3 separate regions of the Homo sapiens genome follow, and all the other regions are linked to region 2. A link is an interaction called in ENCODE POLR2A ChIA-PET data of the cell type or tissue named here. Cell type or tissue: PC-9. All regions are shown on one strand.

What was found. Peaks named below come from ENCODE experiments on the same cell type or tissue, not always from the same donor. Only the 100,000 strongest peaks of a DNase experiment are listed, where the experiment ranks them.
Region 1: POLR2A ChIA-PET joins it to region 2 with 5 read pairs; 3 of 35 experiments call an interaction of 5 or more read pairs at or near these places.
Region 3: POLR2A ChIA-PET joins it to region 2 with 7 read pairs; 1 of 35 experiments calls an interaction of 5 or more read pairs at or near these places.

The regions. Positions count from the first base shown.
Region 1 is chr2:99,195,269-99,203,268 of GRCh38, reverse strand. It overlaps MRPL30 (mitochondrial ribosomal protein L30), which reads right to left. Exons shown (of 6, transcript NM_145212.4): 6 at 3,708-7,696. The coding sequence ends at 7,564. Among named protein-coding and RNA genes, the nearest start is that of MRPL30, 18 kb to the right of the region's middle. In PC-9, no CTCF peak of the experiment used is centred here; a DNase peak (open chromatin) is centred at 4,968; H3K27ac peaks cover 464 bases.
Region 2 is chr2:99,416,562-99,424,561 of GRCh38, reverse strand. It overlaps REV1 (REV1 DNA directed polymerase), which reads left to right. Exons shown (of 23, transcript NM_016316.4): 10 at 282-410; 11 at 2,909-3,063; 12 at 5,615-5,734. Among named protein-coding and RNA genes, the nearest start is that of REV1, 69 kb to the left of the region's middle. RefSeq lists silencers at 1,667-1,736, 1,787-1,836. In PC-9, no CTCF peak of the experiment used is centred here; a DNase peak (open chromatin) is centred at 4,341.
Region 3 is chr2:100,777,060-100,785,059 of GRCh38, reverse strand. No RefSeq gene overlaps it. Among named protein-coding and RNA genes, the nearest start is that of NPAS2, 39 kb to the left of the region's middle. In PC-9, no CTCF peak of the experiment used is centred here; DNase peaks (open chromatin) are centred at 909 and 4,159; H3K4me3 peaks cover 439 bases; H3K27ac peaks cover 3,859 bases.

The sequences.
Region 1 (8,000 bases), 220 kb after region 2:
AAAATGGAATCCCAACTTTTGCAACAATATAGATGGAACTGTAGGATATTAGGTTAAGTGAAATAACCCAGGCACAAAAAGACAAATTTTGCTTGTTCTCACTCATATGCAAAAATTAAAACAATTGAGATCATAGAGATAGTAGAATAATGGTTACCAGAGACTGGGAAGGGTAGTGGGGATGGGGGAAAAAGTATAGATGGTTAATGAGTGCAAAAATATAGAGTGAATAAGATCTAGTATTAGCATAACAGGGTGACCATAGTCAACAATAATTTATTATATACATATTTTTTATTTTTTAGAGATAGTGTCTTACTCTGTTGCTCATGCCAGAGTGCAGTGGCACAATCATAGCTCACTGCAGCCTCAAATTCTGAGCTCAGGTGATCTTCCTGCCTCAGTCTCCTGAGTAGCTAGGACTACAGGTGTGCACCACCTCACCCAGCTCATTTTTAAAATTTTTTTTGTAAAGACGGGGTCTTGCTATGTTGCCCAGGCTGGTTTTGAACACCTGGCCTCAAGTGATCCTGCCACCTCAGCCTCCCAAATTTTTCTTGTATAATTAAAAATAACTGAAAATTGAATTGGAATGTTTCTAACAGAAATAATAAATGCTCGAGGTGGTGAATACACCAATTACCTGGATACAATTATTACACACTATGTGCCTGTATCAAAACATCACATGTATCCCATACATTTATACAGCTATTATGTATCCATAATAATTAAAAATAATAATAAAAAAAGAAGTAGGGTCTGATGACCAAGAAGACCCTGGTGGCCAAGATGAGGAAGCACATGGTAGGGGTCGGATGGATGGTGAAGAGGACACAGTGGCCTGAGACTCTGGAGCAGAGGTGGTAAGTCTTACCACCACGGTGGGAGTGAGAAAATGTCTGAGAACAGCTGGGGCAACAGTAGAGAAGGCTGTGCTGGCAGAAGGAAAGCCAGGGATGGGGTGGAAAAAGTGTGGTGGGGCAGGGCCCATTAATCAGGAGGAGACCATGAGGGATAATTGCTGGGAGCCTAGACAGGGGACAGAGTGGGCAAACAGACCTGCATGAGGCACTCCAGCAGGGATGTGACAAACAGGCCTGGTCGGGTCCACTGAGAAGTGAAGGCCTGTGCTCACTGCAGTGAGGAGAACCACCCCATGTCCCCATGTGGAGCAGTCCAGGAAGAGGGGTTTGGAAAGGATCTGGGCTTTTATCAGGTTATTTTGGTGAGTGTTTCAAAAAGTAGGTTTTGCTCTGGATTGGATGCTGTCAGGAGAAAGATGATTCTGTGATTGGTATCTTAATCAATGTTACCTAGAAGGAGGGAGAAATGAAATGAAGCTCAAGCTGTGATTGGCAAAGCTGCAGTGACCCACATTAGCCAGAATAGGTGGATGCTTGGTTATTTTTGTGACTTGAATCACATTCATGTTTTGGTCTGTGCTCAGACATGACTCTAGAGTGGTCTTGTTTTTGCCATGATCCATTACATTCAGTGCAGCTTTATCTGATGTTGATGTTCTGTGAAATTCCTTATGTTCAACAGAAGAACACCACCTGTGAGGCCAGGCCAGCTCCTGGAAACACCAAGGCCTGAGAGTTCCAGGCCAGTTCCTGGCTGTCAGAAGTTGCTTTTTCTTTTCCTCAATCCCCCTCTTTAGTCAAGGGCAGGTGAAGTCAGGCCACAGAATTCATGACATCCAGATTTTCACCACTGTCAAGACCAGGAGGATGTCCCGGAAGCATGGTCTGTAGTTGGGCTAGAGCTAATCCCTTCTCCTGTTGCAGGATGAGCTGTTGAGACCTTTGACTTGACAGTGGGTACAGAGCAGCATTCCAGATTTTGGACAGTGTACATCAACCAACTGTAACAGGCCATTACCAGAAACAAAAGGATGATGAGTCTTATAACGGGTCTTAATGCTGGGATACCAGATTATAAAACCCAGGTGAAGAAACATGTCCCAGAATCCAGATGGGTCTTTTAGGGAGTCAGGTGGCTTTTTTGTTTATCTTAATATTTTCTGTTTTGCTTGCCCTGTAGTGTGTAAGTACAGCAAGAAATGTTTGTGATAGTATCAAGTCCTCCTTGGCTAGCTGATAGAAAATCAAGGTGTTCAATGGGCCTCAAGATTCCTAGGTCCTGTTATAACGATCTTGTCAGGATTATGTCACTGGCAGGTGGGACACACATTCAAAACATCCTCAGCAATATGCTTAAATTACCCTATCAATCTTGGTTCAATACTTTTGCCAATTCTTCTCTGCTATTGTGGGTAATATCACAAAATAGTTTTGCTAATTTCCATTTTTCTTATGGCCATCTCCTTCCATAACAGCAAAGCATGTCAAGGCTCTTTAATTCATTGTCAATTCTACAGGGGTTCCTGTAGTGGTCAGGTGATTTTTGTTGTTGTTTCTAAAGCATTGCAAAGTCATACACTACCCCCACATCAAATACCTCCTATTGTATCAATATAAATATTTACTTTTGTAACTTGGCAGATCTGGGAGGGGGCAATTAATTTAGCCAAACTAAATGAATACGATTTCTGAGAAAAGCTTTGACTATGATGATAGTCTACATAGCATTCCCCCCCGCCCCACCCCAGGGGAGTCTGTCGCCCAGGCTGTAGTGCAGTGGCACAATCATAGCTCACTGCAGCCTTGAAATCCCAGGCTGAAGCAATCCTCCCACCTCAGTCTCCTCAGCAGCTGGGACTACAGGCATGTGCTACCACACCCAGCTAAGTTAAAATTTTTTGTTTTGTTGTTTTAGACATGGGGTCTCACTATGTTGCCCAGGCTGGTCTCAAACTCCTGGCCTCAAGCCATCCCCCCACCTCAGCCTCCCAAGTTGCTGGGATTACAGGCATGAGCCACCACGCCTGACTGTACTTGGCAATTTTTAGTTTCACTTTTTAAGTGTGAATAATCTAAAACCACAATTAAATCAGTTCTCCAAGGGAATCTCTAAGTCTGTGCAGGGTATGGATCGTTCCCTAAGAGGGGTAAGCAATTATGGGCGGTTGCTTTTTTGGGTGAAGGAAGTGGCTGAGTTTAGAGTGTTGTAATATAGGCCAGTGATGTGTAAAAGCAAAGCAACAAAATTCATGGGAGACTAGGTAAGTAGCTGAAAAATCCTGCGAGTTTACTGTCAGTAGAAGACCCTGTACAGCACAGCATGGGAAGCTGTCAAGTTTAGTGGAAACCCTGGAACTAAATCAACTGAAGTTTTCACTTTTATTGCTACTGCTATAGTTCTCAGATGGGGTGAGTATGTCTTGGCTACTGGATCTTACGAAATAAGCAATGGACCCCTGGTGATTTCCACTTAGTTCAATCAGTACCCTAGTGCCTGTTCAGCTTTATAATAAAAAGAAAAGAGGTATGGAGGACTGGTGAATCTAGAATAATGGAAATAATCTTTTGGGAGACAGTAATTGTACCGCTCTGTTTTTCTTTTTTCTTTTTTGAGACAGGATCTCGCCCTGTTGCCTAGGCTGGAGTGCAGTGGTGCAATCATAGTTCATCACAGCCTCAAACTCCTAGACTCAAGTGATCCATCTTGCCATCCCAAAGCGCTAGGATTACAGGCATGGGAGTGGGGTGGGGAGTCGGGGTGTGCACCATGTTCAGCTGTTTATATTATCTTTAAAGTGACCAACAAATTTTCTTTTTTCCAGGTAATACGGAAAACTAGAGAACAGGAAATGAAGAATTGTTTATTTTTCTTCTTGAGCACTTATTTCATGTCATTTAATAATTTTGAGGCAAAAAATAAACAGAAATAATATCCAAAGACATTTTCAGTTTGTTCATTGATTGCCATTCTAATACATAAAGGTAAGAATTTTAGTGACCAGTGTTTTGTATCTGACTCTTATTTTAGAATTTCCAGTGTTCCAAGGATTCCTTATTAATTAATTCCCTCAGGTCTTGAGAGAAAAGTTTTGATATAGAAAAGCAGATTTTGACAAATATACACAAAGAGTGGCAAATGGTTTAGACAGTAATTTGGACCCTTGAAAATTTTATCAAGCTGTGTGATCAAAAAGCTAGTCCTTATTAATTCTCAAAGTATGGAAAGGAAGGAAGGGATACTACTTATGTTAAGCAAAATTATCCCATTTTGAGAAAAACAAGACAATCTCCGCATGGAAGTTTCTTTGCTTTTCATTTTAAGGTACCTCCCAAAGAAGCAATCTTGTTCATGTCAAAATCTCCCTAAAATGGCCTGTGTAGTTCCAAACTGTCCTTGGTGAAACTGTGCCAGTTAGATAATAGGCATACTAGCTAGCATTCTTATGAGAAAAAAAAAATGAAGAAAATAGGTGTTTGGCCTGAAAGAGGTACAATTTTAGATTGAGGAGACCCTAAGAGAACTGCAGTCGTCCTTAAAGGTAGTGTTTGGGTTGACTTGGTGGCCACGGTCACCACCAGATGTCAGGCAAAACCTCCTGAAAGAAGGCAGGTGACACTAAACAAAGCAATCCTCAAAGACACAAAGTCAAGACCGAGGAACAAACCCTTATAGGGTTTTGAAGTGATGATATGAGGCAAAGGAATGCCAATCTGAAGAAACCTTCTAAACTATACAGCCACTATGATAAGGTCCAGGATTGACTTTTCAGGTTTGGCTGGGGGACTTTAAGGAGGCCTCCATGAGCCCTGCCTCCTGTGGTCACACTTCTGTGTAATTCCTCCCTTCCTTGAGTGTAGGTAGGAACTGCAACTTGTTCTTAATGAATGGAATGCAAAAAAGGTGACACGAGGCACATGATTGCATTTATTTGATTATCTAAGAGTGTAGTGCCCATCTTGCTAGTCTGTCTCCAATGCTGGTTTTGGAAGAAGCAACTTGCCATGAATCCTACAGCCATAAGGAAACAAATTCTGCCAACAACCTGAGAGTGCTTGGGAGCAGATCCCTTCCCTGTCAAAGCTACAATGAGCACCTGGCCAGACACGTTTTTCCAGCACTGAGATCCTAAACAGACTACCCAGCTAAGCCACGCCTAGACTTCCGACCCACAAACATTGTGAGACAATAAGTGTGTGTTGTTTTAAGCAGCTAAGTTTGTGGTAATTTGTTCTGCAGCAATAGAAAGCTAATGCTGCTGGCCTATGCCCATATTTTCACTAAAGACTTTTCTTCTTGTAGACACTTTTATTTCTAAATATTCAACTTAACATTTAGATCCCCTCTTCTAGCTATGGGCTGTTGAGATTAAAATTAGTTACTCAAACTTTCTTACTGTTTGAGTAAAAATTAACCATGGTATTTTCCCCTATTTACACAATATTAATATTAGTACAGTAAGGCCAGGTATGGTGGCTCACACCTGTATTCCCAGCACTTTGGGAGGCTGAGGCAGGAGAATCATTTGAGATTAGAAGCTCCAGATCAGTGTGGACAACATAGCAACACTTGGCTCTACAAAAAATTTTAAAAAATACTAGCCGGGAGCGGTGGCATGTATCTGTAGTCCTAGCTGCTCAGGAGGCTGAGGTGGGAGGATCACTTGAGCCCAAGAGTTGGAGGTAATAGTGAGCTACGATCACACCACTGCCCTCCAGGCTGGGCGACAGAGTGAGACCCTGTCTCTAAAGAAAAAAAAATTAGCACAGTAAAAGAGATGGCGCTAAATTAGCAGAGGCTGCTTTTATTTTCACAGATGTCTTCGACCCCACATAAGCAAGGACACTGTATGTTGTGGCACACAGGTTTCTCTCCAACTAGACGGAGCTCTTAGAAGTTAGTGTCCTTTGGCTCCCCTCCAGGCCTTACACACACTGGATATTCAATAACTATGGAATTAAAACTGCAGTTGCCTTTAAGCTTATTTATTAATGGGATCTGGTTTCACTGTGGGTGGCACTTCCACTTTAACGCAACGATCAAAAACATTAAGATCTACGACAGGATGGATATTGGGACAATAAGCATGACAATGTCATTGTTGCCAAGCCAAATTTTACAAGAGGTGAAGGGAAGCAAAGGGTAACTAGAATGCAGAGGTTCTTCATCATCATCTTCAATCAGCTGTCACAGAATTCCCCACTACTGAACCTCCCTTACAATTCTTACTTCTCCCCACCCCTCCAGGTATCTAAAATAGAAAAGAAAGGAAATAATTCTCCCTGAGAGATTTCCGCCTCCTTCTTCTTTCTTTTCAACAGCAACCTCAACTGTTGACAGAGGTTCCTTAGGATTCAAAGAACAATTCTGAAGCTGAAAACAGAATAGTCTGTTTTTGAATAAATCCTAAAATATTTTCATTTCACACCCTTGTTCCATGAGGAAAAAATTTACATAGAGACAAATAGGTTTTGTTCAGGCAGTGTGCAATAATAAAGTTTAGGCCAAATTAGATTTATAATTAGATATTAAATGCTGGTTTGGTACTAAGTTTAGGGATAAAATGAACCCATATCCACATATGTACTTATAGACACCAAAGCACAGAACAGATAATCTAGCTGGCATCCAGTGTTTCTTGACTTTGGCTGAATCTCTGTTCCCCAGAACAGACTGTAAGCTCCAAAAGGTGGGGACCATGTTTTGGTCAGCTTTGGATTTCTCCAACACCTTGCACAGTGTTCATGCAAAGAGCCACTCACAGAAATTGTTGAATTCACTTAAAAAAGAAAACAATTTTGGCTGGGTACAGTGGCTCATGCCTGTAATCCCAGCATTTTGGGAGGCTGAGGTGGGAGGATGGCTTGAACCCAGGAGTTTGAGACCAGCTTGGACAACATAGTGAGTCCCTGTCTCTATGAAAAAACTTTAAAAAATTAGCTGGATGTGGTGGCACACTGCCTGTAGTCCTAGCTACTCTGGAGGCTGAGGTGGGAGGATCACTTGAGCCTGGGAGGTCGAGGCTGCAGTGAACTGAAATCATGCCACTGTATTCCAGCTTGGGTGACAGAGCAAGACCCTGTCTCAAAAACAACAACAACAATACTAACGCAATTTTTATAAAATGGTTAATGAGGCTTGCTAAGGTGGCAGTAGACCCAAACGCAGATGTTCAAACATTGCCATTCTTACATGTTTTGGAGTGAAACAGTGAAAGGGAAAGGACAGAGAATTAAACCAAATTAAACTAAAATCTCCAAGTCTGTAGTAAAAGAGAGCTGCAGCAGGTTTAGTCAGTGAAAAAAAAATTTTTTTTTTTCCCCTGAGATGGAGTCTCATCCTATCACCCAGGCTGGAGTACAGTGGCACCATCTCAGCTCACTGCAACCTCTGCCTCCCGGGTTCAAGTGATTCTCCTGCTTCAGCCTCCCGAGTAGCTGGGTTACAGGCATGTGCCACCATGCCTGGCTAATTCTGTATTTTCAGTAGAGATGGGGGTTTCTCCATGTTGGTCAGGCTGGTCTCGAACTCTTGACCTCAGGTGATCTGCCCGCCTTGGCCTCCCAAAGTGCTGGGATTACAGGTGAGCCACCGTGCCCGGCCTGAAAATGGTTTTGAAAACATATTTTAATGAAAACACTTTCTCACCATCTTTAAATAAAAACAATTTGCATTTTCCAATCGGAAGCTGCTGGGGCATTAGGACTCATGTGCTTTCTGCTCCACAGGTTTCAGATGCCACTGCACTACTAACTCCCCAGTGCTTTTGAGGCACGTGTTAGACATGTTCTCCTCTGCTGGAAGTCCTTGTGGCAACTTCAAGGGCTTGATTCTGTGACACAAGAAAATGCGTTTAGATAGGAGGAATACGTTCTAGCGTTCTATATCCCCGCAGGATAACTACAGTTAACAATAACACATAGTTTCAAATAGCTAGGAGGAGGATGTTGAATGTTCCCAACATGAAGAAATGGTAAATGTCTGAGATGATGGATATGCCAATTACCCTGATCGGATCACTATACTTTATATATATTGAAACGTCACTATGTACCCCATAAATATGTACAATTATTATGTGTCAATTAAAAAAAAACAAAATAAAATTTTAGTTTTTTAAAAAGTTTTTTTCAGAA
Region 2 (8,000 bases):
AGGTATGAGTTTTAGGAGAAAGCTTCAGATACAAGAGCCAAACCTGGTATTTTAATGACATAGTTGGCACATCTACATGTGTCATTTACACTATTCAGACAGTTGTGACTTTTGGGGGAAAACAAGGCTGTAAATTTTAATGCCTATCTTTAATCCCTAATGAGAATGGAGTTAAGTGGAAATTATAAATTAGTGGCATGGGGAGATATCAACATATTTGATAAATATTTGAGTTGAAAACTTCCTAGAATAACCTCCATTGTGTTTTGTTCTCGCTCTAGGCAACTTGGCATTAAGAACGGAATGTTTTTTGGGCATGCTAAACAACTATGTCCTAATCTTCAAGCTGTTCCATACGATTTTCATGCATATAAGGAAGTCGCACAAACATTGTATGAAACATTGGCAAGGTACAGTGTATCAAACTGTCATTTTGTGTCTGTGTTTTCCTTCTTTTAGCTAATAGTAAAGACAGTTCAAGTTTTCTTTAGGATTGTCAGGATCACTTTTGTTAGAATTTTATCTTCCAGGAACCACTCCTCAGCATCCCAGTTTGAGACCTTTCTTTGGGCAATTTCCAGGTAGCTCAATCTCAAAGGATAGTTTTGTATTGCCAAAATTGTTCATGTGCTTCCTTGGTTGATGTAAGATCTGATTATTTGCTTATATTACTTCTAGTCTGTGGTTCTGGTTTTCTTCCCATGGAGCCAGATAGATGAAGGATGGAATTTTTTAACCTGGTTTTTCTCTTTTATTTCATTTTAATTATAGTTTTGTTCAAAATTAGAACTGATGGGTTGATAACAAGTGGAGACACTTTAAAACCTTTATCTTCTTAAAATCATTGGATATGCCAAAAGTTAGTTTTCATAAAAGTGGGTCTTTAATAATAGTTTCAAAATGGTTGATGAGTTGGCTTGAGAAAAGGTGATTAATTTTAAAAATATTTAAAATTGTAGATGTATTTAAAAATATTTAAAAGTGTAGATATATTCCATATTAACTCAGGACTCAAATTTCTTAAAAGTATAACCAGCCTATTATGCTGTAAACCAGGGGTCAGCATAGTTTTCTGAAGGGAGCCAGATAAAGTTTCTGTCACTCAACAGAAGTTCTCAGTTCTGCGTTGTGAATGGAAAGCAGCCACGGGGAATGTATATGAATGGGCTTGGTGTAGTTCCAGTAAAAATGCATTTACTGGATGTTAGGCCAAGGTTTGTCAACTCCTGGGCAGTATTAATGTTCCAAGAGATAGACTTCTTGCCTCTGTTTTCACCTCTGCCTCTTCCTTTTTATGCGTTAATTTGAACACCAGTATCTGCTAAGTACAGGTGACTGCTAGATGCTGCTAGTCCAGAAGGGAATATCTAATCCTTGCCCTTGTGGGAGCTTGCTTTAGTAGGAGAGAGAGAGAAAATGTGAAGGAACTGATTATTTCCTGGCGTCATTATGTAGGAGTGAGTGCTGAATGATAAGACACTTATTATAGCTATTCTATTAACACAAAGAGAACACACTAATTAACTTTCCAGTTATAAGTTGGGTAACTAAATAAATAAATCCCAAATACAGGAATGTTGGTATTGTCAAGTGGAACGTGCTTTAAATCCTCTTTGAAAGGAGGAAGTCAGTGGTAGCATCCAAACGAGGGCTAGATAGGGATGGGTGACTGAGGTCAGTACTGTGGTGCTCCTGTGTCCTGGGTATTGAAGCCCTAGAGCAAGCATCAGCCTGTGCCTGAGGTTATGAGGATGTGAGAGAGAGCTGTGACCTATACTCCTACACAGTCACATGCACACGGTCCCAGTAGAAGGCTGGAGACAGTTTCAGTGGCATGTTTCTATTCTTAGGGGAAAAATATCCACAGTAGTGTTCTTCTACCACCCTTGGGAAATCCTATCTCAGCTTCATATTCTCCCTGTCTCAGGGCAGCTTTCACTCTGAAGCAAAATACCTCATACCAGATATACCCTTCTGTTCTTAAAAATGTCATACTTTAAGCCTAAACAAAACATACTTATTTCTTTAATAGATTATTTCTTTAATAGAGATCTTAATCTGATTGTAACCTACCTACAGTAAGGTGTAGGTGAGAGATGAGGACCGCCCTCCTAGTCTACATTACCAAGTGGATTATGAAAGACATAGTTTTGATCCTGAGGCCTCTTGGGAAAGTTTCCTCCCATTTCTGGTCCAGTTCTATTTTGTGATTTCTTAGTCCTCGTATTAGCATGGGGGCCACATAGCAACTCTTGTCTTCCTTTTTCTTTTCTCTAATTAAAACAAATCCTTTTTGTGGATAGATCCTATGAGATGATTTTTTAAAAAGTATGTCCACATGCAGAGAGTGTAGATAACTATTCTCAGACAAGCAGTTGGGATGACTGGCCACTTTTTCCTTCTGTATTCTAGGCCTGCTACAGTGAGTGGAATTTAACTGTGATATTTTGGTTTTAGGAGAGTAGCAATTACTGATTTGTCTAATTTTTCTGTTCCTTAAAGGATTCTCATAAACCATTAGATTAAATGTTTTGACAGTTCAAATTCACCCACCGGTTTTCAACTCTTCAAAGGTTTATAGAAGTATTGTCAGTATAGAGAAACTGAAATAATAATTTATGCTGTGTTTTTGTTTTTTTGTGTTTAAATTTTTTTTGTTGGTTATTTTACTCCTCAAACATTTTCCTATCCAATATGCTGTATTTTGGTAGTTAATAAGGAGAAAGAGAACACACTAATTAACTTTGCAGTTAAAAGTTGGGTGACTAAAATGGTACTTCAGCCAATTCATTTAAAATGCTTTGTGAGGAAATAGAAAAAAGAGAGGATAAGAAGACTATTTTGCAACATTGGGTCTACCAGATGGTGGCTGTGGCTGTGATTCGTTGCCTTTGCTCTGTGTTGATAGCTACACTCATAACATTGAAGCTGTCAGTTGTGATGAAGCGCTGGTAGACATTACCGAAATCCTTGCAGAGACCAAACTTACTCCTGATGAATTTGCAAATGCTGTTCGTATGGAAATCAAAGACCAGACGAAATGTGCTGCCTCTGTTGGAATTGGTTAGTATCTAGCTTATCTTGTACTCAAAAGAGTTGCTTTGAGATTCTTGAATATCAGTTAATTTTATGGAGTTTTTCTTTTTATTAGCTTCCTCTCACTTGTAAAACCGTTTTTAGCATTGCTTACAATTGTGTGACACACGAGATAAGTGCTGGAAATATAAGTAAATGGTTGATAATCTTCGCAATAAATAAGTTAGAATATTTCTTACTTATTCTTAAAAAATTGGGAAGGTTTCATTCAACATTTGTAAACAGTTTTTTTTTTCCCAAAAGTGAACGGAAACCGTATTTAAAGCTAGGTGGTGGTATGGGTTTAGAGTTGCGTGTTAAGTCTGAGTCTTGTTACTCTCTGCACTTCAGCCTCCCGGCACATGGAGCTATTCCTGTCTTCACTCAGTTCTAGAAGTCACCCTGACTCCAAGTGCTCTCAGTAACTGTCCAGTCTCTCCTCCATCTCCATCCATGCTGTCTTTAAACCTTGTACTTTGTTTCCACAGCTGCTCCCAGCACTTACCCTGCTTTTTTGTTGATTCTTCCAGCCGTGTCCTCTGGAACTCTTTCATACTTAAGCTTCCCTGAGTCACCTCTTCCTTTCTTAACCCACTCATTACCTTCTGGCAAGATACCCCTTTTCTTGCCATTCTGTTACTAGAGCCAGTTTGTCCCTGCCATACTCAGTATACCACAGGCTTGGAAGGTAAAGTTAACTGTCTTAGCTTGCCATTGTCACTTTCAACCATTATTCCTCCATCTTCATCCAAAAACCCTTCTTCTTCCAAAGTTCCCTGTCTCCTTTGTACCCATGAAATTTACTAATGACTGAGTGATGATGCAGAGAGGCTAATGCCATTGAAAGAAGAATTTGTTACTTCCATTTCCCGAGAGGAGGGGCACACCGTGCTACACAGGACTACTGGGGAAGCACCAGGGTGGTTAGGAGACAGAAGCTGAAGGAGTGGCAGACGGAGCGCCTAGGCTCCAGAGCCTTTGTTAGGGTTTTTTTCAGAAAGGCAAGGCAGGGCTGAGGAAACACTTTAGGAGTGGCTAGTTTGAGTAATTCTGGTGGGCTCTGGGCTATAGGGGTGGTCCCTAGTTGCCTGGTAGCTGGCCCTGGGACAATTTAGGGCAGGAGGTGGTTAGGTTGCATATGACAAGTGTGCTTCCAGGTAAGAGGTTTACTGTCTTTAGGAATTAGCCAGCCCTGGGAGGGCAGTCTCTCCCCAGCCAGCAGGATTTTTAAGATTTCAAAACACTGCGAGATACAGAAAATAAAAAGTATGATTAATACATTCCCAGCATTCCTACAGCTACTGGCTAGCCTACCTTTTACCCCCTGATGTTGGCCCACAGACATTGGTAACATTTCACTTAGGAATTCTATATTCCATTGTCAGGCACAATTTTATTTTTTTGTTTTTAATTGTCCTTAATTTTCATTTATAAGTGATCATGTGAATCCATTCTTTTAAGTTCAAGCATATGTAATGCCAAAGTCCCACTTTATATTTCCACTCCTCAGTGCCTTTCCCCTCCCCTGAACTCACTACTTTTATCATTTTGGTGTGACTTCCCAGAACTTTCCCTGTTCGTGAATCTCTGTTTATATAAGTCTTCTATAAAACCAAGATATGTCCTCAATATAAGTCTTCCCTTTGGAGATTTTATTATTCACGGAGAAGCCCACCTAGCAGCTGAGCTCTGCAGATCCCTGCCCCTTCTCAGGGCTTGGTGCCCTTTTCCTCCACTGCTTCTGTGGCCCCTGCCCACACCTACACCGTGAACCTCACTGCCTGTCTCTGTGTTTTGAGGACTCTTCTACCCTCAGTTCCCACTGCTGCTTTGGGCTTTCTGGTTTCCCCAGTCCAGTCGCGCACTTTTTATTGTCATTTCCCTACCTCCTCTGTCTCCTGTGGTTGGGAACATGAACTACTCTTTGATCATGGCCTTCAATTCCTACAGACACCCACTCTGAAGATCAGGACTGCTGATTGGGCACGGTGGCTCATTCCTGTAGTCCCAGCACTTTGGGAGGCTGAGGCGGGTGGATCATGAGGTCAGGAGATCGAGACCATCCTGGCTAACATGGTGAAACCCCGTCTGTAAAAATACAGAAAAATTAGCCGGGCATGGTGGTGGGCGCCTGTAGTCCCAGCTACTCGGGAGGCTGAGGCAGGAGAATGGCTGGAGCCCAGGAGGCGGAACTTGCAGTGAGCTGAGATCACAACCACTACACTCCAGCTTGGGCAACAGAGTGAGCCTCCATCCCCCAAAAAAAAAAAAAAAAAAAAAATCAGGACTGCTTTCTCTATTCCTGCTTCTGGTTAGATGCTGAAGTGGCACTTGCGTTAGAGCAAAGAGAAACCTCTGTCCAGGTACTCTGTTGGTTATAATCTAAATACTTAGCAAAATTCTACACCTTATTTGAAATAATCAAAATTTATTTTCATTGTTTTTAGAAACTTGATGGATAACCTGTATGAAGAGATCTTTGTTGAGAAATTTAAAAAATAATTGTGACTATTTCTTGGATGACTTTTTTTTTTAATAGGTTCTAATATTCTCCTGGCTAGAATGGCAACTAGAAAAGCAAAACCAGATGGGCAGTACCACCTAAAACCAGAAGAAGTAGATGATTTTATCAGAGGCCAGCTAGTGACCAATCTACCAGGTAAATAGAAATATTTTAACAATACTTTTATTACAGGCATTACAAGTACTTTTCATATCTATAATATAGAACTGTGAGACCTCTTTTTGCCCAGACATGAATATAAAAATTTTTAAGTCTTATTGAGTGCCATGAAAAACAAAATTTGGAATTCTGCATTAAATATCCCCTAAAATGATTTGTCAGGACCTTAATGTTACATTTTTGTTTTGCTTCTATTCAGTTTTACTTTAGGTATTTCTCAAGTAGCAAGATTCTAAGAAACAATGTTAAAAGGGAGGATGATGAAATTGACTTTCAGTCCTTTAAATAAATGATTATTGAAATAGTTTACTCCTGGGCTAAAGATAAAAGTTTTGAGCTTCGATTCTCCTATGTCATGCTGCAGGACTAGCGACAGTTTTCTGAGTTTATTAAACAAGTACTTTTAAAAGTATAAATAGAATGTGTGTGAGCTGTATTAGGAAAAAGGAAACGTAAAGAAGGATTGTGTTTTCAATTAACTCCACTCATGGAAAAAAACCTTCCATCTTAACCTTTCTCACCTAAGGGGCAGGATGTTCAGTTATTTCATATTTTTGTGTAGTTACCTATTTATTATAAAGTGCCTCTGTCAGCTTTGTAAAGTCTTCCATCTTCATTTATAGTGAAAGTTTTAAAATTCATTTGTTAAAAGTAGATTTAGTGGCATTTTTAGATGCCTATTTTTAAGCCTAATAAAAGTATGTCCGAACTAACTTAGAAGTTTCTGTTAACAGGCCATAAATATTAAACGACAGAAATGGCATTTTATGGTAGGTTAGTTTTAAAGCTTCCTGACCCCCGTAGTATATAACTTAAAACGATGTATTAGTGTCAGAAATGTGTAATATGACATTTTTGATGGTTAGTTTCACATTTAATTTGAGAATACTTTATAAAATCAAACTAGCAAATTACTGTAGTAGACAACACAGTTTAAACATTTTTAATAAGAAATCTTACTGAAGTTTTATATAAGAAGGAACTGGTATATTTAAAGTTGCATGTAAAATTTGAGTTTTAAGTTTATTACACTAGCCATCTGTATTAGTTTTCTAGGGGTGCCATAACAAAGTACCACAGACTGGGGTGCATAAACAACAGAAATGCGTTGTCTCACAGTTCTGGAGGCTGGAAGTTCAAGATCAAGGTGTCAGCAGGGTTGGCTCTTTCTGAAGCCTCTGCTTGGCTTGTAGGTGACCCTCCTCTCCCTGTGTCTTCACATGGCCTTCCCCATATGCATGTCTCCGTCCTGATCTCTTCTTGTGAGGATACCAGTCATGTTGGATTAGGCTCATCAATATGACCTTGTTTTATCTTAATTACCCTTTAAAGATTCTGTGTCCAAATACAGTCACACTGTGGCCGGGCATGGTGACTCACACCTGTAATCCCAGCACTGTGGGAGGCCGAGGCAGATGGATCATTTGAGGCCAGGAGTTCAAGACCAGCCTGGCCAACATGGTGAAACCCTGTCTCTACTAGAACTACAAAAAAAATTAGCTGGGGGTAGGTGGCACATGCCTGTAGTCCCAGCTACTCAGGAGGCTGAGGCACAAGAATCGCTTGAGCCCGAGAGGCAGAGGTTGCAGCGAGCCAAGATCGCACCACTGCACTCCAGCATGGGTGACAGAGTGAGACTGTGTTGAAAAAAACAAAACAAAAACAAATACAGTCACATGGTGAAGTACTGGGGTCAGGACTTCAGCATATAAATTTGGGGAAGACACAGTTTAGTCCAAAACACCATCTTTAAATCGAACCCTTTTTGTAGTTTTCTTTGTTTTAATAGAAATAGGGACGTTTTAGCTACTTGACCTAGTAATCCTACCATTCACCTTCATTTGCTTCCTGGCTGGAAAGACTTTATTTCTTTTTTTTTTTTTTTTTTTTTGAGATGGAGTCTTGCTCTGTTGCCCAGGCTAGAGTGCAATGGTGCGATCTCGGCTCACTGCAAGCTCTGCCTTCTGGGTTCACGCCATTCTCCTGCCTCAGCCTCCCGAGTAGCTGGGACTACAGGCACCCACCACACAGCCGGCTAATTTTTTGTATTTTTAGTAGAGATGGAGTTTCACCTCTGTCTCGGTCTCCTGACCTCATGATCCGCCCGCCTCGGCCTCCCAAAGTGCTGGGATTATAGGCATGAGCCACCGTGCCCAGTGAGACTTTATTTCTTGAAGGGCAAGTGTGAAGTTACATGTCCTGGCCAAGCTGAGGCACAGCCTTGAATTTCCTAAGGGAGATT
Region 3 (8,000 bases), 1.4 Mb before region 2:
TTTGTAGCCTGGACTCTGCATATAGTAGACAATATATACCTTTTCTGTTCGTAATACCATTTCTGCTCATAAACCATGCCTAAGTTGCTCTGGTCAGCCATTATGACTGACTAGTCACACTTTAAAAGTTATAAATCAACCAAAGGGTTATTCATCTGAAGTACGAAAACGGGCTGTGCAGATGATTTAATAGAACGGCCTTTGACCCTGAAACTGCAGATGATATACAGCCAGGAGAACAGGCTCTGGGGTCAGACTCGGGCGAGCTCATGAACCCCCTGAGCCCCAGTTTTCTCATCTGTAATGCAGTGTCAGTAATACTCACCTTGCAAGGCTTTTTGTGCAATTGAGAGAAAGTGCATATGAAGTGACTGGCACGTGATAGAAGCTTAACAATGTTGATTAGTGTTATTCCTTTTTAATCTGCTTTTTGGTTTCTGGTAGTCAGATTGTTTCCAACTCTGAATCTGAAGCAAACAATGCATGATTCAATAACATGTTGGACAAGGGTTTCTCTCTCATTTTCTTTATGTTCCAAATTAGTTGTTACATCCGGGAGATGTTGACCCTAAAAAACCACATTCGTAGATGTCAGTCAGGTGTTGATCAAAACCTATTGTTCTCGAATCAGCTCTCATAGGGTGAGAGTGGGAAAGTGGGAGAACTCAGCCAGGAATGGGACAAAGTTCAACTTGGCCATCTTTCCAGAGAGCCACTGTGGGTTCCTTGAGATCCAGAACCTTCCATCCTTTCCTGGTGTCCGTCCCAGACCCCTTCTTCCCCAGGCCTCATTCTTGCTCACTCCCTCCTTTCCAAGAGTCATGCTTGGGAGGAGACATATACTCACGTGGGAGGGCACTTTCAGCTGCAGGACTTGACACTCTTGTTTTCTTAGGTATTTGAGATAGGAATGTTATTCACAACAGCCAAGAGGGGAGTCCCCTCTCAAGTGTCCATCAGCAAAAGAGTGGTTGAACAAAATGTGGTCTATGCAATGTGGCCCATACAATGGAATATCATCCAAGATTTGTATACCATTTTTTTTTTTTTTTTGATGGAGTCTCACTCTGTCGCCCAGGCTGGAGTGCAGTGGCACGATCTCAGCCCACTGCAAGCTCCGCCTCCTGGGTTCACGCCATTCTCCTGCCTCAGCCTCCTGAGTAGCTGGGACTACAGGCGACTGCCACCACGGCCGGCTAATTTTTTTGTATTTTCAGTAGAGACGGGGTTTCACTGTGTTAGCCAGGATGGTCTCAATCTCCTGACCTCATGATCCTCCCGCCTCGGCCTCCCAAAGTGCTGGGATTACAGGCTTAAGCCACTGCGCCTGGCCACCATTTTAACTATTCTTTTTTTTTGGGTGGGGGACAAGAGTCTCTCTGTCGCCCAGGCTGGAGTGCAGTGGCACGATCTCGGCTAACTGCAACCTCCACCTCCCGGGTTCAAGCAATTCTCGTACCTCAGCCTCCTGAGTAGCTGGAATTACAGGCATCCACCACCATGCCGATTAATTTTTGTATTTTTAGTAGAGATGGGATTTCACCGTGTTAGCCAGGCTGGTCTCAAACTACTGTCCTCAAGTGATCTGCCCACCTTGGCTTCCCAAAGTGCTGGGATTACAGGCGCGAGCCACTGTGCCCAGCTAATTTTTGTATTTTTAGTAAAGATGGGTTTCACCACGTTGGCAAGGCTGGTCTCAAACTCCTGACCTCAAGTGATCCCACCCACCTCAGCCTCCCAAAGTGCTGGGATTACAGGCGTGAGCCACTGCACCTGGCTTCAGTTCTTTTGGCTGCCTACCCAGAAGTGAGATTGCTGGGTAATATGACAATTCCATTTTAATTTTGAGGGGAGCCGCCGTACTGTTTTCCATAGCGGCAGCATCATTTTACACTTCCACCAACAATACACAAGGGTTCCCATTGCTCCACGCCTTTGCCAGTGCTTGTTATTGCCTTCTTTTTTTTTTAATACTAGCCATCTTAATGGGCATGTTTTAGAGGATTCTGAGCAGGAGAATGATGAGATCTGCTTTGTGTTTTTGAAGGCCACTGTGGCGAGAATGAAGTGTGGGGTAGGAAGTCCTCATAATTTACTATCCCACCCAGGATAATTTTGAGAATGAGGCGTCTGTGTGTAAGTACGCAGGGACGGTGTGCCAGTTATATTGTTCTAGTCACACCAGACGTGTGGTCAGTCATGTTTGGGAGGGAAGAGCGGAGCAGCTCTGGAGGCCTGCAAGGAGGCTGTTGCAGGGAGGGGTGAGGGCTGTGGAGAAGGGGTGAGTAAGTGCCTCTACAACAGAGGGGTCGAATGCCGGGATTGATTACTCTGGTGAGAGGGGAGCCAGCATGGCAATCAGGGTGGGGAGGCAGGAAGCCACTCCCACCCCCCAACAAGGAGAGGAAGACAAAGGTGGTGTTGATGACTCTGAGGCCCCCATGGGTCTATCCTATGGGAGCTGGAGCCAGGGAGAGGCCTCTCTGCAGCCACTGCCCCTGACTGTGCCCAAGGCTCCCCACTGTCCCCACCCCCATCTCTTACAACCTCCCATGGCTGAGCTGGGGGCTTGCAGGGCTCAGAGGCCTCTTGCAACAGAAAGGACAGTGGGGAGAGACTGGGGCTGGCCCCATCCAGGCTCAGCACTCGGACGGGGAGAGCCTGGGAAGACAGAATCAACAGGTCTGGATGGCTGTGGGTTTGAAGGAGAAAGCGAACTGAGAGGAGGCCAGTGATTCTAGACACAGCACTGGGTGAATGGAGTTGCTTTTCCTGAGGTGGGAGGTAGGCGGGGAGAGCAGGGAGAGTTGGTTACAGGGGTTCACCCTACCCTAATCCATTCAGCTGCATGTTCATTTTGCGCAGTTTTCTGTTTGAGTTTTATTTACATAATAAAGTGGTAACTTAAAACAAGAAAGGAAAGAAAGAAGGAAAGAAGGAAGGAAGGAAGGAAGGGAGGAACGGAGGGAGGGGCAGGCTGTTTGGACAACTGAGGGAGTCTAACATAACACTTTTCTCTGTGCCCCTGACAGACTGAGATAGATCAACACTGTAGTTCTCCCTTCTTGGGCAAGAGAGGCCCCAGGCTTTGCCTCAGTGGTGACTGGGAGCTGGGGACTGGGGAGGGAGAAGGAGAGAGGTGCTCCCCTACCCAGGCTGTGAGACACTCAAAGAAGGGTAAAGGGGGCAAAGACAGATCCAGGCAAAGGAGAAGCCAGAATCATTCAGTCCCACAGGAGAGGGGGAGGCAGCAGCTGCTGGAACCCTGGCGGCTGGGTGGAGACAGGCAAGTAGGTGAGGGCAGCTGACCCTGGGGAGGCTGATGCAGCATCAGGCTGGGGCCGGGCAGCCTGCAGCGTATTGCCCATGGGCCGTAGAGCCGGCGGCTGCAGGCACTCCTCATTTGGGAAAGCTTTACTTATTATTATTGTTATTCGGTTTTTAGTAGAGACCAGGTCTCACTATGTTGCCCAAGGGGGTCGCAAAATCCTGGGTTCAAGTGAACCTCCCACCTTGGCCTCCCAAAGTGTTGGGATTACAGGCATGAGCCACCGTGCCCGGTCTGCTTATTGTTTTAGAAAACGTTTTCCTTGACTTTACATTTTAAGCAGAATTTACCACTAAGTCCTCGTGTAAAGGACATTGAGTTACACATGGCACAAGGCCTTCGTCATCAGTTTTGCAGATTTCAAGAATATTCAGTTTTACATTGTTTATCGTTTTTTTCATATATCCCCAACTAAAGCTAAACTTGTATTTTGGACAGCCTATAACCCAGTGCTGAGTACGTGGCTGGCCTGTTGATAGGTTGAAGATTTATTTTTACCTATTTTTTAAAAAATGTTTTACTTGGGATGATGACATTGGCACTTGAGAAAAATGAAGCTCCCAAGATATGCTTTGCTGGGGAAGCAGGTAAGCCTTTGTGGGAAGAGCTTTTCTAATCCCCTGAAAGCAATCTATTTATATTCTAAAATCCAAGTTTTTAAGGAAGTGTATCATTATTATAGCTTGCATAACTACAATTATGTCAGAGAACTATTTCTACTGCCCTAGAATCATCTAACCATGTTCCGAGGCCTCCATCCTGACAGGTGGAGTTTGCAAACCGAATTCTCTCTGCATTAGCTGTGCACCGACTTTCCTGTAATTCCTATCAGTGGCCTCTTTGTTCTAGGATTGTGCAACCGGATAACACAGGGGAGTGATTCTTGCTTACTTCCCCTCTTAATGATTGTGAATGTGGCCTTTCAAACCTTGAAACTCATTTCCTCTCCTGGCTCTCATTGCTGGTGAGACAACCACAACCTGGACATCATCAGCTCAGCTCGAGGGGAGGCTGCAGAGAGAGGTGGAGGGGAGCACCTTCTCGTAGATCCACCTTGCCAGGCTGTGTGGGAAGAGGGCGTTGTAGAGACTGGGCAATGCCAGCCTCCCAGAAGGTAGGGTTTGGAACACAGGCAGAAATGCAGGAAAGGGCAAACTGGCCCAATGAAAGCACTGTCCAAGGAGAAAGGAGTTGATTGAGAGGAGGCAGTTGAGAGGGAGAGATTGCTGTAGGCTGAGGCAACCAGGAAAGGACAGGCCTGGCCTAGGGGAAAGATGGGGTGAAAAGCCAAGAGACTCTGTCCATTGGCAGGAGCAGAGGGTGGGGGAATGGTGAGAGAGAAGGCTGGAAAGGTCAAGGCAGGTGCAGGCAAAATTGTAGAGAGCCTCATGCCAGAGGAAGGAGTTTGGACTCTGCCCCCAATTAAGTGGTCACCAGACCTCTGGATTTCACAAATCACTGATTTTTTTTTTTTTTTGACACAAGGTCTTGCTCTGTTGCCCAGGCTGGAGTACAGGGCGTGATCATAGCTCACTGCAGCCTTCATCTCCTGGGCTCCAGCGATCCTCCTGCCTCAGCCTCCTGAATAGCTGGGACTACAGGCTCATGACACCACAGTCAGCTAATTTTTAATTTTTTGTAGAAATAGGGTCTTGCTATGTTGCCCAGGGTCATCTTGAACTCCTGGCCTCAAGCAATCCTCCCACCTGGACCTTCCAGTGTGCTGGGATTATGGGCGTGAACCACTGTGCATGGCATTATTTTTTTTTAGAGAAGTAGAGCTAAGGTGGAGAGGAACGAACATGGTTGCCAACTTAATTTTTCCATGAGACACACAGCGAACCCCCATCAACTATCAGCCTGCTGTCATAAAAGAGGAGAAATCTTAACACCCTTCAGAAAAAACACACGAAGAACAAAATGTCAAACTAAAGGAGAATATCTCTGCAGAAGGACAGCTGGCAACCTTATATCCCGCGGGCGCCGGAGACTGAGAACATCATCTCAGGCTGCTGTGTTACACAGACAAGCTCCGCCAGGGCCGTGGGAGCTGTAGGGCTGTGTCTCTAGGTGGGAGCCATAGCCTTGGGTTCCCAGGCAGACTAGGGGTCAAATGGGCTGAGCACTGGAGGGGGGCGGGGGGCGGGAGACAACTTGGAGGCTGCTGTCTGAACCTTTTTGCCCCTGAAATCCCATCCTCTAGTGCAGCTATCACCCATGTATAGCCTTGTGTACCCCTTGATTGTGAGTGGGCTCCGACTGCTCCCTGGCTTCTGCCTCTTTCCCTCTAATCCATCTTCCACATAGCAGCTAGAATGGGCCTTGAAAAAGGTGCATGGATCATGTTCCCTACATGCAAACACCTTCTATAGCTCTCCAGTGGGAGTAGCATAAAGTTCAACTCCTGGCCCTGGCCCGAGGCCCTTGGAGCAGCATCTGTCTGCAGCTCTGACATCAAAGGACCTCCCAGCTTTCAGGGATGTCACTGGCTGGAGGTAGTTCAGCTCTCTAGGGAGCCACGTACTGGGCCATCATGTTCTTGATCATGCTTTTCCTCTGTCGGGAGCATGTGCCTCCTGCTCTTGTTCCCGTGAACTTCTCGTTATCGTTAGGACTGGCTGACATAGAACTCCCACAGAGGGTTCTTCTGGACCCCCCATGCTAACGAGGCCCCTGCTGTCTTCCTTACATCACTTGTGCTCTTCCTTCGTGGCATTTACCATGGTTGGAGTGTTGAGGATCCCCAAGACCATCCCTACATTTGAGATCTGCTGGAAGGATGCACAGGACTTGGCGTATAGTTGTGTTAACAGCTAAGATTGATGACAGTGACGTAACAAAGATCTACAGCTGGATCACAAGGGAAAAGAAGCAGAGTCTGGAGAACACATGGATGGTTTCCCGATGCTCTCCCTCCCATGGCAGGGTCCCACAATGCACGCTCCTCCCCCAGCAGTGAAAATGCAGCAGCACATGTGTGAGGATTCTGCCCAGGGGAGCCCAGTGGAGACTCAGCACCCAAAGTTTTTCTTGGGGACTGTTTATCTAGGCATCCTCTGCCTAGCACATGCCAAATTTCACACCCCTAGAAGAAAGGCAGTGTTCAGCCTAGACCATATTGTTTTCATAGCTAGGCATAAGGAGTCAGCTCATCAGCTAGCTGTTGACTCGGAGTGTGCTGGGAGCCAGGTTCCCAGATGCCAGTCAGGGGCCACCTCGCAAGCAGGTATGCTTGGTTCTCTTTCCTGTGCCATTTGTAATGAGACCTTTATCTCTCTGTCTCTTTGGGTATGGCCTGTTTTGTGTACTAGGCTGTCAGCGGTGGGAGAGCAGGACCCCTGTCTGCATTATCCATGATTCCTAGCATCAGGCACACAGCAGGGCTCTGAGAGCTTAAGAGCAGAGGAATATCTGCAGGGGTCTGAATCCTTGTCCACTACTTCTGATCCATGTGACTTAAAACAAGCCCCTTAGCTTCTCTTGGCCTCAGTTTTCTTATCTGTCACAAGGGGATAATAGTAGTTCTTCCTTACAGAATTGCTGTGATCGCTGTGTTGCTATTTTTTGTTCAATGGATGCAACCTGAGATATGGGCCTGGACTCAGTTGACAGATACAGAAATGGAAACCTAGAGTGAATTCTAGAGCTATTTATTAGGGAGAATTGAAAAACAAACAAACCAAAAGGTGATTAGTCTTGGAGGCCCAGGAAGGAAGAGAATGAGGAGAACTGAAGTTTTAGATTTGAGTGGTTAGAGAAAAGACATCAATAGAAATGTGGTTGTTGAGGTTGGGACAAGGACAGATGTTGATAAATTTTGACCAGTCCACTATAGTCCTCATTCCTAACCATCAGCCGTCTGGTCATCAATAGACCATGTAGGTTCTCAGTCCCCACTTCTGCAGGAGCAGACTGGATTTGGGAGGAGGCCCTTATGAGAAATGCTCTGCCCTGTTGGCGTGTGCTAGAGACCCTGGTCTTTGCCTTCTCTGGCCACTCATCCCTTCTCCTTCCAGGGACATCCACCCTTCCCTGGCCCCTGTTGCGGCAGTGGCGATGTTCTGCTCCATGGGACCCACCTTGGTGTTGCTCACTGGATCGGGGCACCTTAAGGCTGGTTGGCCAGAGGACTCTGAACTGTGATCCTGGCCTGAAAGGATGAGCTGGGCTGCGAAGGTTCTTTTCACAGGAATTTGGAATAGGGCTTATTAGCAGTAAGCTTCCAATTATAAGGGTGCAGTGGGGCTGATGTGGGGGCCAGGGCAAGCCTTTGTGAGTCAAAGTTATAAGGAAGCAGAAATGGCTGTGTACAGGGTGAGGACATGAGGACAGTCATCAAAAGACCAAGAGAGAGACACCCCTTAGCTCTGCTTTGGGCTTGGATGGTTTCTTGAACCAGCTCCAGTGCACATGCATTTTAGAATCTGAGACAATTTAATCAAGCCACTTAGAGTTTGGCTTCCACACTTAGACTTGGATACAAACTCTGTCCCATGCAAGCTGTGTGACCCCAGGCAAGCCCCTTAAGCTCTTTGAACTTCCGTTTCCTTAGTTGTGTAATAGGGGGAATAATATTGCCAACTTCATAAGGTTATGGTGAGGCCTAAATGAGACCTGGCTTGTAAATGGCTTAGCACAGCTTCTGACATATTATAAGTATTTAAAATTGTTA